Regions from separate parts of the Homo sapiens genome. Here regions 2 and 3 are each linked to region 1. A link is a contact called in ENCODE Hi-C or POLR2A ChIA-PET data. All regions are on one chromosome and are shown on one strand. The core of a region is the stretch at or near the end of the contact, and the rest is flanking DNA. Distances in the headings are between cores, read along the strand shown.

Evidence for each region. Hi-C counts contacts between places; a loop is a spot of excess contacts on that map. ChIA-PET counts read pairs that join two places held with the same protein, here RNA polymerase II (POLR2A). Pooled maps may share reads with other maps.
Region 2: a map of CD8-positive, alpha-beta T cell shows a loop between it and region 1 (4-fold over the local background). The contact joins the promoter of WDTC1-DT here to the promoter of HMGN2 in region 1. A Hi-C loop is called at or near these places in 1 of 168 maps with a recorded cell type or tissue (CD8-positive, alpha-beta T cell), 1 of 37 single-sample maps with no recorded cell type and 8 of 50 pooled maps. POLR2A ChIA-PET finds 5 or more read pairs at or near these places in 1 of 52 experiments (activated naive CD4-positive, alpha-beta T cell).
Region 3: a pooled map shows a loop between it and region 1 (9-fold over the local background). The contact joins the promoter of TRNP1 here to the promoter of HMGN2 in region 1. A Hi-C loop is called at or near these places in 6 of 50 pooled maps. POLR2A ChIA-PET finds 5 or more read pairs at or near these places in 2 of 52 experiments (WTC11 and naive thymus-derived CD8-positive, alpha-beta T cell).

Annotation. Positions count from the first base shown.
Region 1 is chr1:26,470,322-26,474,830 of GRCh38, reverse strand. It overlaps HMGN2 (high mobility group nucleosomal binding domain 2), which reads right to left and starts at 2,391. Exons shown (of 6, transcript NM_005517.4): 1 at 2,204-2,391; 2 at 1,304-1,348; 3 at 1,099-1,128; 4 at 696-746; 5 at 164-259. The coding sequence starts at 2,218. It overlaps DHDDS (dehydrodolichyl diphosphate synthase subunit), which reads right to left. Exons shown (of 9, transcript NM_205861.3): 9 at 3,525-4,509. RefSeq lists silencers at 1,667-1,836, 1,877-2,166, 2,427-2,696, 2,581-2,996 and enhancers at 2,366-3,075, 3,076-3,784.
Region 2 is chr1:27,232,119-27,236,627 of GRCh38, reverse strand. It overlaps WDTC1-DT (WDTC1 divergent transcript), which reads left to right and starts at 2,199. Exons shown (of 3, transcript XR_947117.2): 1 at 2,199-2,366; 2 at 3,026-3,183. It overlaps WDTC1 (WD and tetratricopeptide repeats 1), which reads right to left and starts at 1,996. Exons shown (of 16, transcript NM_001276252.2): 1 at 1,677-1,996. RefSeq lists silencers at 1,317-1,366, 1,527-1,576, 1,767-1,916, 2,117-2,176.
Region 3 is chr1:26,991,592-26,996,100 of GRCh38, reverse strand. It overlaps TRNP1 (TMF1 regulated nuclear protein 1), which reads right to left and starts at 2,409. Exons shown (of 2, transcript NM_001013642.3): 1 at 1,489-2,409. The coding sequence starts at 2,314. The coding sequence ends at 1,631. RefSeq lists silencers at 2,077-2,136, 2,167-2,496 and enhancers at 1,912-2,412, 2,637-2,796, 2,550-3,049, 3,050-3,551.

The DNA of each region.
Region 1 (4,509 bases), core at 1,142-3,641:
AGTAGAGATTTCAAGAATCCAGGATTTAAGTTAACAGGAAAGCCACAAGCACACTGGACCAAATGGTACATTTGGAGTGATACAAGAAAAGGGCAATTAAATTTTTGATATCAGCAACTAACTGAATGAACAAATCTAACAAAGGGTGAAACAGCAGTTATACCTGGTCTGTTTTGGCATCTCCATTTTCTGCAGGGTTATTCCCCTCCTTGCCAGCATCAGCTTTTCCCTTTTTCCCTTTGGGTACCTTCTCTCCCTTCTGAAAAAGGGGAAAAAATAGAACTGTTTCTCCCCATTTCGTATTACCAAGGTATGGTCTGCAAAGTTCTGCACAAGGTAGGATTGTTTACTCAAGATAAAACACAAACCCTCACCCATTTGACAAGAACAACTGATCAAAACTAGGCTAAATTATCTGTAATTTGCTATAATCTTTAGTACTTAGAATTTCCTAAGTAACAGAAGAATAAATTAGTTTAAACCCTGGGGTATTTAATATTTAAATGCAGATTTTCCTATAAACTAACAACAGAATTCTTGATCAGGAAACCAACGTTATGAATGACACGGACGAGGTAAGCTATCCACACAGTTTATAACCTCCATTAATGGAGGCACCATTATGCTAATTAAGTTAAGGCACTAAGGACAGTCCTCATTCTGTGAAAATGATCAGTTCCAATGTTAGCACTTACCTTTGCAGGGGCCTTTTTAGGCTTGGGCTCTGGCTTTGGAGGAGCAGGTTTCTTTTTTTGGCAGGAAGAGAGGAAAAAGTGAACATCAGTACAATGGACTGAAGAAAACCACCCACAACCAACCAAAAGTACCAAGGGTAGAGAAGTTTCTCCTCCTCCTCAAAAGTTTTTGTGGTTGGCTTTCTTCTAGAATGTTGGATTTCCAGAAGCCCACTCAAATGTCCCACTTTGGCTACAGGCATCAGAATTTCAGAACCAGCAAAACCCAAAGGGGCAAGAGTCCCAAGTAGAGGCAATGATTCAAAACCAGGCACTAACCATAATTCATGGAAGCAAAGGGAATTGTTTTTTGATGTTTTTTAGTTTCAGGGACAAGCACGAAAATTCAAAAGCATACACTTACAGCAGACAACCTCGCGGATCTTCTCTGTGGCTATTAAAGACAACGAGAAAGTTAGAAATAGGACAGGTAAGTCGCTTTGAAAGTTTGGTATCAATTTGCTCTAGATTATAGGAGTGTAAATTCAGGACACAGGTTACGGTTAATCACCGAGTCCAGTGGCCTCTGCTAGTCCAAGGCTTTGACCCTTGAAGAGAGAATGACTTACTTCGTCCTTCACCTTTGCTTTATCTCCCTTAGCATCCCCTTCAGCCTATAAGAAACAAGAACAAAAAACTGCAGATTTTGAGGTGGTTCTTAATTACTTCCCAAACTTTAGAGTGCTAAAAATGAAAATTAAAGCAGTCGTCCACACAACTTTTCTAGGACATAAATGAGTGAGCCCGACGTTCGTATAAGAACGAAGCGCGCGCAGGAGCTCCGGCTCGCCGACCCCGAGAAGCGAGGGCTGGACCGGAGCGCAGCCGGGGAGGGCAGCGGAGCCCGCACCACCGCGACAGGCAGGAGCAACAGCTGCAGATGGCGCAAACAAACCCCCTCCGGAGGCGGAGCCCAGCGCCGTTGCTATGGCAGCCGTCGAGGGCGGGAGAGGGAGGCGCGCGCAGCCCGGGGAACTCGTGGGCGGCGACAGCGCGCGTCTCGTGCGCGGGGAACGTGGGCGAGGGGGCGGGGCCATACCGCACAAGCCCCGCCCCTCACGGCGGCGGTTTTTTGGCGGCAGCGCTTTCCCCCGCCCGCCAACCCCGAGCGCCGCCTTCCCGCCCTTTCGGGTTTGAATTGCCCGCCCGCAGGGAGGGGAGGGAAGGGGCCCTCGCGATGGGGGAGGGGGCACGGGGCGGGGGCGGCGAGCCCGAGGAGAGCGGGATAAACAGCCGCCAACATGGCTCCTCCCGCCGCGGCCGCCGCTCCTCCAATATGGCCTCTGGCGCCCGCGGGCAGCCGAGCCGCTCAGGGTTAGCCCCGAGCTGCCCGACACCGTCTCCAGCCCCCGCGCGGGGAGGCTGCGCTGGCTCCTGCTCGGCGCCGATTCTCGCTCCCTGCACCAGGGAGGCGGCGGCGGCGGTGGCGGCAGTGGTGGCCCGGCGCCTGGGGCCCTCGCGCCACGTACCTTTCTCTTGGGCATGGTGGCGGCGGCGACGGCAGCGGGACGTAGGTGCTGGACGCGGGATGCAGCGGCGCGCGGGCTTTGGTCGGTCCGGGGGTCGTTCTCGCCTCTTCTTCACACTGCTCGGGCTCCGGGGGGTTTATAAAGTTTTTATAGCGCTGGGAGCCCCGGACCGGTTAGAACCGGATTTCACCTCCCGCCGCCGTTCATTGGCCCAGCTGGGGTCACGTGGGCGGGGTTTAAACTCACCTCCTCTGGAGGGAGTGAGGAGGGGGGTGTGTGGGGGGGGTAGTGCGCGGAGACGGCGGCGCGCCGAGGGGGTGGGGGCGCAGTCGGGGTGGCGCGCGTCGAAGGCAGTAAATGAGGAGGGGTGCGCGAGTCGGCGGGCTCCGGGTTCCGGCTCCCGCCAAGAGCTGTCTTTTGCAAACTAGCAAGTTCCTTCCACCTTATGCAACCCAGCAACCCACTTCTCCAAGCCGTGCGACACTCACGGCGCATCTCAGCGGCTTTCCTTCCTGCTCCCGCTGGGGGCCCCAGAAGAGGGGTTTGCGAGGCCTGGCTGCACTGCCCTGCTCCTCTGGAAGCAGGAGGAAGCGCGCGGCTGGAGGCACAGGCTGCAGTTCCCAGAGCCCAGGCTGACGCCAAAGTGGGAAAAAGGCGGGGAAACCAGCTTGGCGCAGCCGGACGTGCATCCTTCCGAGCTGCCACTTCGGAGAAGCCTTTCGTGCACCTCACCTGAAAGACGGTCCCACTCGAGGTGGGCTAGGGGTTTCAGGGGGAGACTTTCCATGCAGAGGTGCCTTTTGGGTGCCGTGGGTCAGGTAGGAGCTGTCCTTTCAGCACCCGTTGCGCAGCCGCCTCCCCAAATGCTATCGAAGCCCCCACCCCCAACTCCTCTCGGGTGGCTCCCTTAAGGTCCCTGTATTCCCAAACCTCCAGACCCCGCCACAGTATGGTGGAGAGCGGCCGTCGAGGTCTACCAGCACTCACTTCCCCCTACACTCTACCCCTCTCGGAGACATTTTGCCCAGCTGCCCAACCCGACGCGGCCACCAAGCCTGGGCACTGCAGCCGCAGCTGGCGAAATCCCTCCTTCCACACTGTCAAGCTGGCTGCCTTTCACTTGCGCGAGGAAAGGAGGGTGGAGGAAAGCGCCCGGGGATTAGGAAACAAGTAGAGGAACAGGTGGTGTGATGGCAAAAGGGCTCTTCCGGTGCCCCCTAGTCCAAAGCCAGGGTCTTGGAGCTAGCCAAGTGCACCTGAGGGAGGGTAGGCAATTGCAGCAGCAAAAGAAGGTGTTCTTCCGTTGCAGTTAGCAAACAAGTTTTACATCTAAGAATCTTTAAAAATTCTATTTGAGACCCAGCACACAAGAATACGATAGATGTCCTCAAATGGGGGCTTGGCTCACAGGTGGAAGGACACTAAATTGGTCCCATCTGATTTCTTGAGGCAAGGGTTGAACCTGGCTTGCACAAATCACACCTGTCCAAAGCAACCACGAGTTCTACTATTTTGCAGCCCTTGCTGCTGGGCGACGACGACGACCTCTCTGCCTCTTCTTTCCACCACTACATCGCCTCCTGGGGCAGCTTCTCCCTACTCCACCCTGTGTACCTTTCCCAGAATACAGAACCTCAGGCCAAAGAGAGATGCCAGCCCCATTAATCACCTCTACTGTACCCCAATCATATTACGGAAAGTCAGACCCAGGAGACAGGACTCAACAGCCACGCTCATAGGGCAGATTCCGTTTGCTGCCTCCAGCCCCTCATTCCCGCCTTAATTGTAGGGCTCTGCATTATAGCCGCATAATTCATGCCTCCCTAATTATGGCTGTCAACAGCCCCATTGTAAAGCTGTAAAATGTACAGCACCTGCTCTCCAGGAACCCTGTGCCAGGGATTGGTAGAGGGGAGTGCCAGGTGTGGATGGGGGCTTTGCCAAAGGGTTCACTGATTGGCTTCTCAATCGCCGTGTCTGGCATTTATGCTTGATTCTGGGAGCATGGACAATAGCCAAGAAGTCTCTTGCCGCCAGGTATCCCGGGACAGAAAGGGGAAGAGGCGGGTGGGGTATAGGAAAGTTAGGGGTTTCCTGTGTGCTCTTGCTACAACTTGCAAGATTTCACCTCTCCCCTAGAGGGAGCTGCTAGGGAAACAGCTTGCAGAAAGTAAAATGGGAAGTCTGGCATGGTGGCTCATGCCTGTAATCCCAGCACTTTGGGAGGGTGAGGCCGGCGGATCACCTGAGGTCAGGAGTTCGAGACCAGCCAGGACAGGGTGAGATGCTGTCTCCAAAAAAAAAAA
Region 2 (4,509 bases), core at 950-3,449, 760 kb before region 1:
AAACTGTCAATTGTATGAAACTGGTAAATAGTTGTTAACATCATCATCATAATATTTACACGTGTTCTCTCTTTCCCTCGTGACCCTCAATGAAGGTGTCCCAGGCAGAAATATGGGCTACTGCTCAATTATTCGGCAGAGTTGATCCAAAAGCACTGTTCCTTCAAATTGAGATAAGACTCGAACAGAAGTGCTCCCATATAGGTCAAAAAAGGAAAGGAGAGCAGGACTCCAGCCTTAAAGCAGCATGATCACAAACTATGACGGAAAAGGTCATTTCCCACCTGCCAACGAAATACAACAACCTACAATGAAGAAACCTCAGTAAGTCTCAGACTTGGCCCAAAGGAGCCCAACTAGTTACTCCCTGGTCTGTTACAGAGGATCTGGCTATTACACTCAACAGCAAAAATTCAATTCAATCCCGCTAAAGATATAAGAATCACAAGGAAGAATAAGCCAGAACTCAAGACAGAAATAGCATTAAGTAGTTCCTTCAGTACAGTGAGCAGAAGCTGGCCACTCAACGACTCTAAAAGACACAGAAAAGCTTAGTAGGGACCACTGGGCATACCGGTGTCCTAGGTGGGGATTTCGTAACGTCTTTGAGTCAGAAGCTGCCCTCAAAATAGTTTCTTCTCAAAACGGTTTCAGGCTTTGTTAGAAAGGGAAGACTTCACTGCCACTTTACCCAGATCATCTACCCCATCCTTGGAATGAATGGGGAAGCTTCAGCCACCCTACCAGGCTCCTAAAATCACCAACTTGAGAGAAAAACTATAACGTTGCTCTACCAGTACTTCAGGAGGTTAAAGAAAGTCACAGAAGAAAAGAACTCTGGGGAAAACAGTCAAATTCGGCTATTAAGACATTAGTTACAGGCCCCTGTACCTCTCCTCTAGAAACCCTGGGAGTACACCCGCAGAGGAGAGAGAGCCCAAGCCACCAAGCAAAGTCAACCAATCTGGCAAAGGGGCGTCCCACTGCGGCTTTCAGTCCAAGAAGTGGATCCTGCTGGTTCGCAGTCTCTCTTCTATCTCCTCACTTCCTATTTACCCTTTGAAGTGGGTACTGAATAGCCCGTTCCCAAGCAGAGGCCCTTTGTATACGGGGTGCTACAGTCGCCTGGTGGAAACACCTTGGCAGAGTTGTTTGGTGCCAGGATGGGCCACTGAAGGCATCTGCTGTGGACACACACACACACACACACACACACACACACACACACACACAGAAAGAGAGAGAGAAAAACAGAAAGAGAGAGAGCGAGAAGCTAAGAGGGCAGGTCAGGTCGGCGTTGCCCTCCCAGCACTTACACCTGCCCCTTCTTCCTGACTCCGGCGCCAGATCAGATGTCAAACAAAAACTCCGCAAAAAAGTCCCATGATGGAATGACTTCCACCTCTCCCTCCGCAGAGCCTCCCCGGACTCCCACAGCCTCCCCCCGCGTCCCGACCAAACCCTCCGCCCCCACCCCGCCCCCGGACCACTCTGCCCTCCGCCCCGGCGAGGCCTGGCCCCTCTCGGGACACCCGGGGCCCCGAGGCGGGTAGGCTCAGGCCCCCAGGCCGGCAGGGCTGGAGCCGGCCCAGAGCGGGCGGCCCGTTCACCGGGGCTGCGGGAGCCGGTCCCCGCCTCGGCGCCCGCGGAGGGCAGGGGGCGGCGGTGACCCGTACCTGTCAGGTCTCTTCCCCCGACCGGCAGCGGCGCAACTTCAGGAGCCCATGTCCGTCCGGGGGGGGCGGCCCCTCTCCCGGGAAGGGGGGCGCGGATCCCGGGGAGGGGGCTGGGGGGCTCGAGCAGTTCTAGCCCCTTCCCATGCTCCCCGCCCGGCGCCTGGCCGGGGCCGGACAGCGCCTCCGCCCGCCCCTGCGCACCGCCTCACACCCGCGCTCACACACACTCACACTCCCTCGCGCGCTCTCACACACGCACTCCCCTCCCTCCTCCTCCTCTGTTTATCTCCTCCAGCTGTCTGGGGACCCAGGAGAAGCCCAGCAACGCGCCTGCGCCACGCAGTCTCCGCCTCCGCCCTGCGCCTCGCAGCCGGCGGGTACGCTACGAAGACTGCGCCCGGCCGCTTCCAGAATGGCTAGCCGGGCCCCCCCACTTACCCCCCCGCGCCCGGTCAACGTCTGCTGCCGGCGGCGCCCACTAACCTGCTAGTGGGGGAGCCCCGCACCGCCGTGGCCAATGGGCTTCGCCGCTTGCGGGACCGGCAGCCAGTGGGCGGGCGGGAAAGCTGGGCTAAGCCCTGGGGCACCCTGGGAGTCGTAGTTTTTCGCCGTCGAGGAGTTCCTGCAGAGCGGGCTCACCCCGCCCGGTTGCCATTAGTTACCCGGACGCACCTCCCACCCCACCACCGGGTAAAACGCTCCTCACACCGCTTCTGGGACACCCGCCCACACGCTCGCCCACTGAACCCCAGGTCCCCTCACAGCCCCTTAAGAGCTCCTAAGACTTCCTCTCAGCCCCCGAATTCTGGGACCTCTCAGGCTAGGGCCCCGGGGGGCTCCTCAGCCCACTCCTTCCTGCTCTGGGGGGCTGCTGAAGTGGCACAGTCCTCACTGACGTCTCCTGGGCCTTAAGGAAGAGAATGAAAGAGAATCGGGCCTACGCTGAGTAGCCTGGAGAGGAGTCAGCCACACACACTCTGGGTGCCCTCGGGGTGATGGGAGCGACTAGGTCCATCTGACCCTAGCGGAGTCACTGCTGCTCCCACCTCTGAGGAAGAGACGCAGTTCCAGCCTTGTGGAGTCCCGGGTCTGATGGAGGAGAGACCCTCCTCTTTATTAAGGAAGTTCCCAAGGTGACAAGGGTGGCACTAAGCCTATCTTCTTAAGGCAGAGACCAGGCCCCACCCGTGAAACCTCAAGTCAGAAAGGGAAGACGTGTCACCTTCTGACAAAGGAAACTTGTCACCCATAGGGTGCCATTTGTCAGATACTAACAATAATTCACTTTTATTCGCACTGGATTGGGTACAGTCTCTTAGCTAGGTACTATTGCTGTCTGTGTTTTGCAGAAAAGGAAAGCTGAAGCAGAAAGGCTAAAAGCAACTTGCCCCCGGGGTCCTGATAAGTTGGCAAATTGGGAATTAGACCCAGATCTGCCTGACACCAGAGTCTGAGCCTTTTAACACTGCCTGTCTTTCCTGTGAAAACCAGACAGCACCCGCTCTCAGTAAGGACTGAATATATGTATTTGGCATTTATAGTGTTTATCACTCCATGTGTCGCTTGTTTTTTTTTTTTTTTTTTTTTTTTTTTTCCAATTCTGCTCACATCATGAGTACGAATTTGTCTGTGAATACCTGAATACTCCCAGAGACAAAGGTAGTATTCTAATTGCTGGTGATTTCTCCGCAAGGGAGATTTCTCCCCATTTAGAGGAGTAAGAACCTATCCTTGTGAAACCGCTCACAAAGCCTTTTATGCCTTTCTCCTAAAAATATTGTGGGTCATTCCCCCTGAACTCTCCACCACAGCTGTTCTACTGAATATAAAAAATCATAGACTTTGGGACTAGAAGAAAGCTTTGAGATCATCTATCTGCAGCTCCCCAGGTTCAGGCTGCAACCTTGGTTAGGGTCATTGGGTTAATTAAACTGAATAATATCTAACATTTATTGAATACTTACCATGGGAGATAAGTGCTACTAGTGAATTAAGAAATACTCCCGGGCTGGGCGCGGTGGCTCACGCCTGTAATCCCAGCACTTTGGGAGGCAGAGGCGGGCGGATCACGAGATCAGGAGATAGAGACCACCTGGCTAACACGGTGAAACCCCATCTCTACTAAAAATACAAAAAAATTAGCCGGGCGTGATGGTGGGCGCCTGTAGAACCAGCTACTCGGGAGGCTGAGGCAGGAGAATGGCGTGAACCCGGGAGGCGCAGCTTGCAGTGAGCCGAGATCGCGTCACTGCACTCCAGCCTGGGCGACAGAGCGAGACTCCGTCTCAAAAAAAAAAAAAAAAAAAAAAGTAAAAGAAAAAGAAACACTCCCGGCCGGGCGCGGTGGCTCACGCCTGTAATACCAGCACTTTGGGAGGCCAAGGGCGGGTGGATCGCCTGAGGTCGGGAGTTCAAGACCAGCCTGGCCAGCATGGTGAAACCCCGTCTCTACTAAAAATACAAAAATTAGCCGGGCGTGGTGGCGCGTGCCTGTAATCCCAGCTACTCAGGAGGCTGAGGCAGGAGAATCACTTGAATCCTAGAGGCGAAGGTTGCAGTGAGCCGAGGTCGTGCCACTGCACTCCAGCCTGAGCAACAGAGAGAGACTCCATCTCAAAAAAAGAAAAAAGAAAAGAAAGAAAGACAGACTCCCACAATCACATAGCTAGGAAGTGGTACAGTTGGGATTAAAGCCTACACTATTCAAATCCAGAACCCTCATTTTTAAATCATTTTAGCATCCTGTGTTTTTGGCAGAGACCACCCCCCCCCCCACTTTTTTCTTCTTTTTTTGAGACAGAGTCTTGCTCTGTCGCCCAGGCTGGAGTGCAGT
Region 3 (4,509 bases), core at 1,160-3,659, 520 kb before region 1:
GTACTGTGGGAGGTGCACACACAGGCCAGGGACCTTGATTCTTCCCTCACTGGCATGTGACCTTGAGAAATCCCCTCTCCACCCTGCAAAAGTAGGACTTTAAATTAGCTCATGGCTCTATCAGCAAAAGCAGTGCCTGTTTCCAGGTGTGAGTTAAAATAATACATTATCAGCCAGGTGCAGTGGCTCACACCTGTAATCCCAACACTTTGGGAGGCCGAAGCGGACAGATCACCGGAGGTCGGGAGTTCAAGAACAGCCTGACCAACATGGAGAAACCCGGTCTCTACCAAAAATACAAAATGAGATGGGCATAGTGGCACATGCCTGTAATCCCAGCTACTTGGGAGGCTGAGGCAGGAGAATCGCTTGAATCCGGGAGGTGGAGGTTGCAGTGAGCCAAGATCGCACCATTGCACTTCAGCCTGGGCAACAAGAGCGAAACACTGTCTCAAAACAAACAACAACAACAAAAAAATTATCTTTCCATGATTTAGTGAGGAAGAAGAAGGACCTCTGCCCTGGGTTAACGTCACCACAGCCCCTCTGGGAGGTTAAGAGATCCACTTCGCAGACTGATAAGTGAGAGTGAAATTAACTCAGCTGGTGAGCAGCAATGTGGTAGCCAGGTCATTCACAGTGGGGACAGAGGAATGGGAGACTGAAGGGCATCTGGACAGGAAGAGAAGCAGATCTCACCTCAGATCTGGCTCTTTAAGGCCCCCCTTTCTGGAAGCTGATACCACACCTGCCCCCTTGGGGCCTGTTAAAGGGTATCACCTGGTTCCAACCTGGCCGAGCCATCTTAGTAACAGGTTGGGAGTTAAGCCTCTAGGTTCTGCTATGTAAGGATCCCTGGGTGAGCAGGTGCCAGACATCCTGTCCTGGTTATGTGAGTCAGGCTGTAATTTTTGCGAACCTGCATGACGGCATAAGAAAAGCTGTCTCCTAGAAGAAGAAGGGCCTAAGTATGAAGAGAACAAATCCTAAACCTCTCTGGGATTCCGTCTCCCCAAAGGTGAAACAGGCCTAGAGGGGGAATTCAGTGGTACAGCCCTGTGCCAGCCTCCACCCCATCCTGGGGCCTCATTATTCTGTCCTCCCGAAGGCACGGAGCTGGGCGGCGCCAGGAAGCAGCATCCTCAAGGGCAAGACTGCTCACAGCTCCGAGGGGCCCGGGAAAGGCCACGCAAGTGGGGGTGAGGATGGGGGGTGCTGCATCCGTGCGGCAGGTTCCAAGTGGTAAAAGTTTGCCGCCAACCCGTTCCTGGGATCTGAGCCCCCTCAAGAGTCCAACTCTTATAATGGAGACTTGATGCTACCACCTCTCACTCTCCAGATGGTCGGGAGAGGCGGCAACAGAAAGTGGCAGCTTTACTAGGGACCCAGCAGACGCCAGAAGCTCCAGGGAAGGGAGTTCCCGGGCCCTGGACCAGCCCCCCACACGCCATGACCGACCCTCGAACGCACCAGCCGCTAAGACCGCACCTCAGCCTCCTCTACTGGGCCCCTGGCCCCCAACTGCCTCTTCCTGCGGATCCGTAGTCCTTCCAGCCGGCGTCCGCGATCAGTCGGTCGGTCGGCACCTCGGCGAAGCTTGTCGGGGTGGCCAGGGGTCCGGGCGTGGAGGTCAGCGCTGCGGGGAGGCGGGGCCGCGGGGCGGGCTGCGGCGGAAGGGCGAGTCGGGCTCGGGGCCGTGGCCGCGCCGCAGTCGCCCGGCACCCCAGGGCACGCAGCCGCCCAGGCCCAGCGCCGAGGCCAGCAGCGCGGGGGGTCGGCCGCGGCGGCCGCGGCGCGGGCCCTTCTTGAGGCGCGACCCGTGAGCCGCCAGGTAGAGCTCGGCCTGCGCCACGCCGCCGCTCAGGCGGCTCAGGCTCTCCGCGCGGTGCGCCAGGCGCAGCTCGGCCGCCAAGAAAACGCGGTGCAGCTGCAGCACGCGGCTCTCCAGCTCCGACACCAGGCGCCGGCGGCCCTCCACCTCCAGCAGCCGCCGCCGTGCTTCGGCCAGCTCCAGCGCGCGGCCCCCCGCCCCCGCAGCCGCGCCAGAGCCCCCTCCGGGGCCGGCGAGCCCCGCGATCCCGCTAGCGCCCTGGCGCCAGCGCTGCAGCTCCTGGTCCTCGGCCGCGCCTGCTGAAGCCCCAGCTGCGTCCGGCAGCGGCGGGGACTGACCCGGGGTCGGGGTAGGAGTCAAGGTCGGAGTTGGGGGCGGGGGCTGAGAGGACGGCATGGGATCCCAGGGCGGCGGCGGCGACCTCTGCTCTGCCGTCCCCTCCTGGGCCCCCGGGCCGCAGGCGCTGATGCGGCAGCCCGGCATCCCCCGCCCCCCACCGGCGGTCTGCGGCTGTAGGTGCGCAGGGAGGATGACCACAGCACACCCGAACAGCTAGACACGGCCACAGCCCCCACCCCAGAGGCGCGCCCGCCGTCCGCGCATCTTATAGAACACGGGGCGGAGCGACGGGCGGCACAGCCAATCAGAGACAGGCACGCCCTGAATCCGCCCCGCCCCCCCCCCCCCCCCCCGCGCTCTGCACATTCAGGGCATTCCCCAAACCCTTCAGGTCCTGCCCTTCGCCGGATTCTGCTCCGCTAGGGCATCCGGTCCCCTTTCGCCTCTCCCCAAATTTTGGGTGCAAAGGGAGCCTCATCTTCCCTGGTTTGGCCCCTCAGAGTCATAAGCTCTGGTAGCTGGTGTTTAGAAATTCACGGAATCCGGTCTCCATCCGGGGGAGGGTCTTGCCTAAGGCCTCTGTGCGAAGAGAGCCTGGGCTAGAACGCAGGAGGCTTGACTCCTTGTGCCGTGCTCCTCCCACACCTCATGCTGCCCTTGGCCGAATCAGTTCTGCCCGGTCTCTCCTGGGCCATAGGGCTCTCAAGGACCCCCTTTCCCACCTCACTAGGGCAGTGGAAGGGTTAACGCAGAGGGGCGACTGCCGTCCTGGTGGGACGGGGATCTAGCTGGACTGATTCCACGATAGGTAGAGCGCTTTATTCGCAGAACAAATACCTCAGCGCTGCCGCTGAGCCTGCAAACCTTGGTGGCATCACAGAGGAGCCCCGGACCCCACGGTGTGCAAAGTTCTTTCCCTGCCCCGGCTCGTGTTTACTCCTCCCAGCCGGTGTTCCTACACATTTTAAAGAGGGGGAAACTGGCCGGGCGCGGTGGCTCACGCCTGTAATCCCAGCACTTTGGGAGGTCAAGGCGGTCGGATCACCTGAGGCCAGGAGTTCAAGACCAGCCTGAGCAACATGGCGAAACCCCATCTTTACTAAAAATAGAAAAAAATTAGCCGGTCGTCGTGGTAGGCGCCTGTAATCCCAACTACTCGGTAGGCTGAGGCAGGAGAATCGCTTGAACCTGGGAGGCGGAGGCTACAGTGAGCCAAGATCGCGCCATTGAACTCCAGCCTGGGCGACAGAGCAAGACTCCGTCTCAAAAAAAAAAAAAAAAAAAAGCCGGGGGCGGGAAGGGGGAAGGGGGGTGTGCGGGGGCGGGGAACTGACTGGCGGGGCGCGGTGGCTCCGCCACCACTTTGCGAGCCCGAGGTGGGTGGATCACCTAAGGTCAGGAGTTCTAGACCAGCCTGGCCAACATGGTGAAACCCCTGTCTCTACTGAAAATACAAAAAAATTAGCCAGGTGTGGTGGCGCACCTCTGTAGTTCCAGCTACTCAGCAGGCTGAGGGAGGAGAATCGCTTGAATTCGGGAGGCAGAGGTTGCAGTGAGCAGAGATTGTGCCACTGTACTCCAGCCTGGGCGACAGAGCAAGACTCAGTCTCAAAAAATAAATAAAAATAAAAAATAAAGAAGGGGAAACTGAGACCCTGAAGGGCAGTAGTGCTTTGCCCAATGTCTTATTGACGACTGGTGGCTGAATCCAGATTTTTGAATCTGGACAGAAATGCACGAGCTCAGCCATTCATGCCCTCTGGGGGCTCAGATACCTGGGTCTAGTCCTCTTGGTGGAGGGACGTTCTTTATGTGGGACTTTATCTGACACTTCTCATCTGGCCCTGACAAAATGATAGAATGGAACCCTGCCCACTTTTCCCCCAACAGAAATGACCCTGCCATACCAAACACTGGCTCAGACACCATGGGCCTGCCTCAGTTTCCATCTACTTGAAGGTGGCATCAGAGATGGGAGGTCTCTGTGGTGGGTGGGGGCAAGGGCCAGGGGTCCAGAAACCAGCTCTGAACCCGATTGGGAAGGACTGCAGCAGACCCTGGGCTCAGGAGGACCTGCGGAAGGTATGGCCAGTGTGACTGCTGAAGCCTGAAGAGGAGGCAGATGGCGTGCTTGCATGATGTGCAGGATGATGATAGAGCCTCATCCTCCCCCCATGAACACATGTTCTCTAACTGCTTTCAGGTGTCTTAGAGTGAGTGAGACTGAGTGATGGGGACTCGTGGGCGAGACAGTTGGGCTCCAAAGAGGCAGCTCAGAAGCGGCTGGGAGAGGAAGGCGGGTGGGTGAGAGGCGCCAGGCTCAGTGAAGAGGAAGGGTG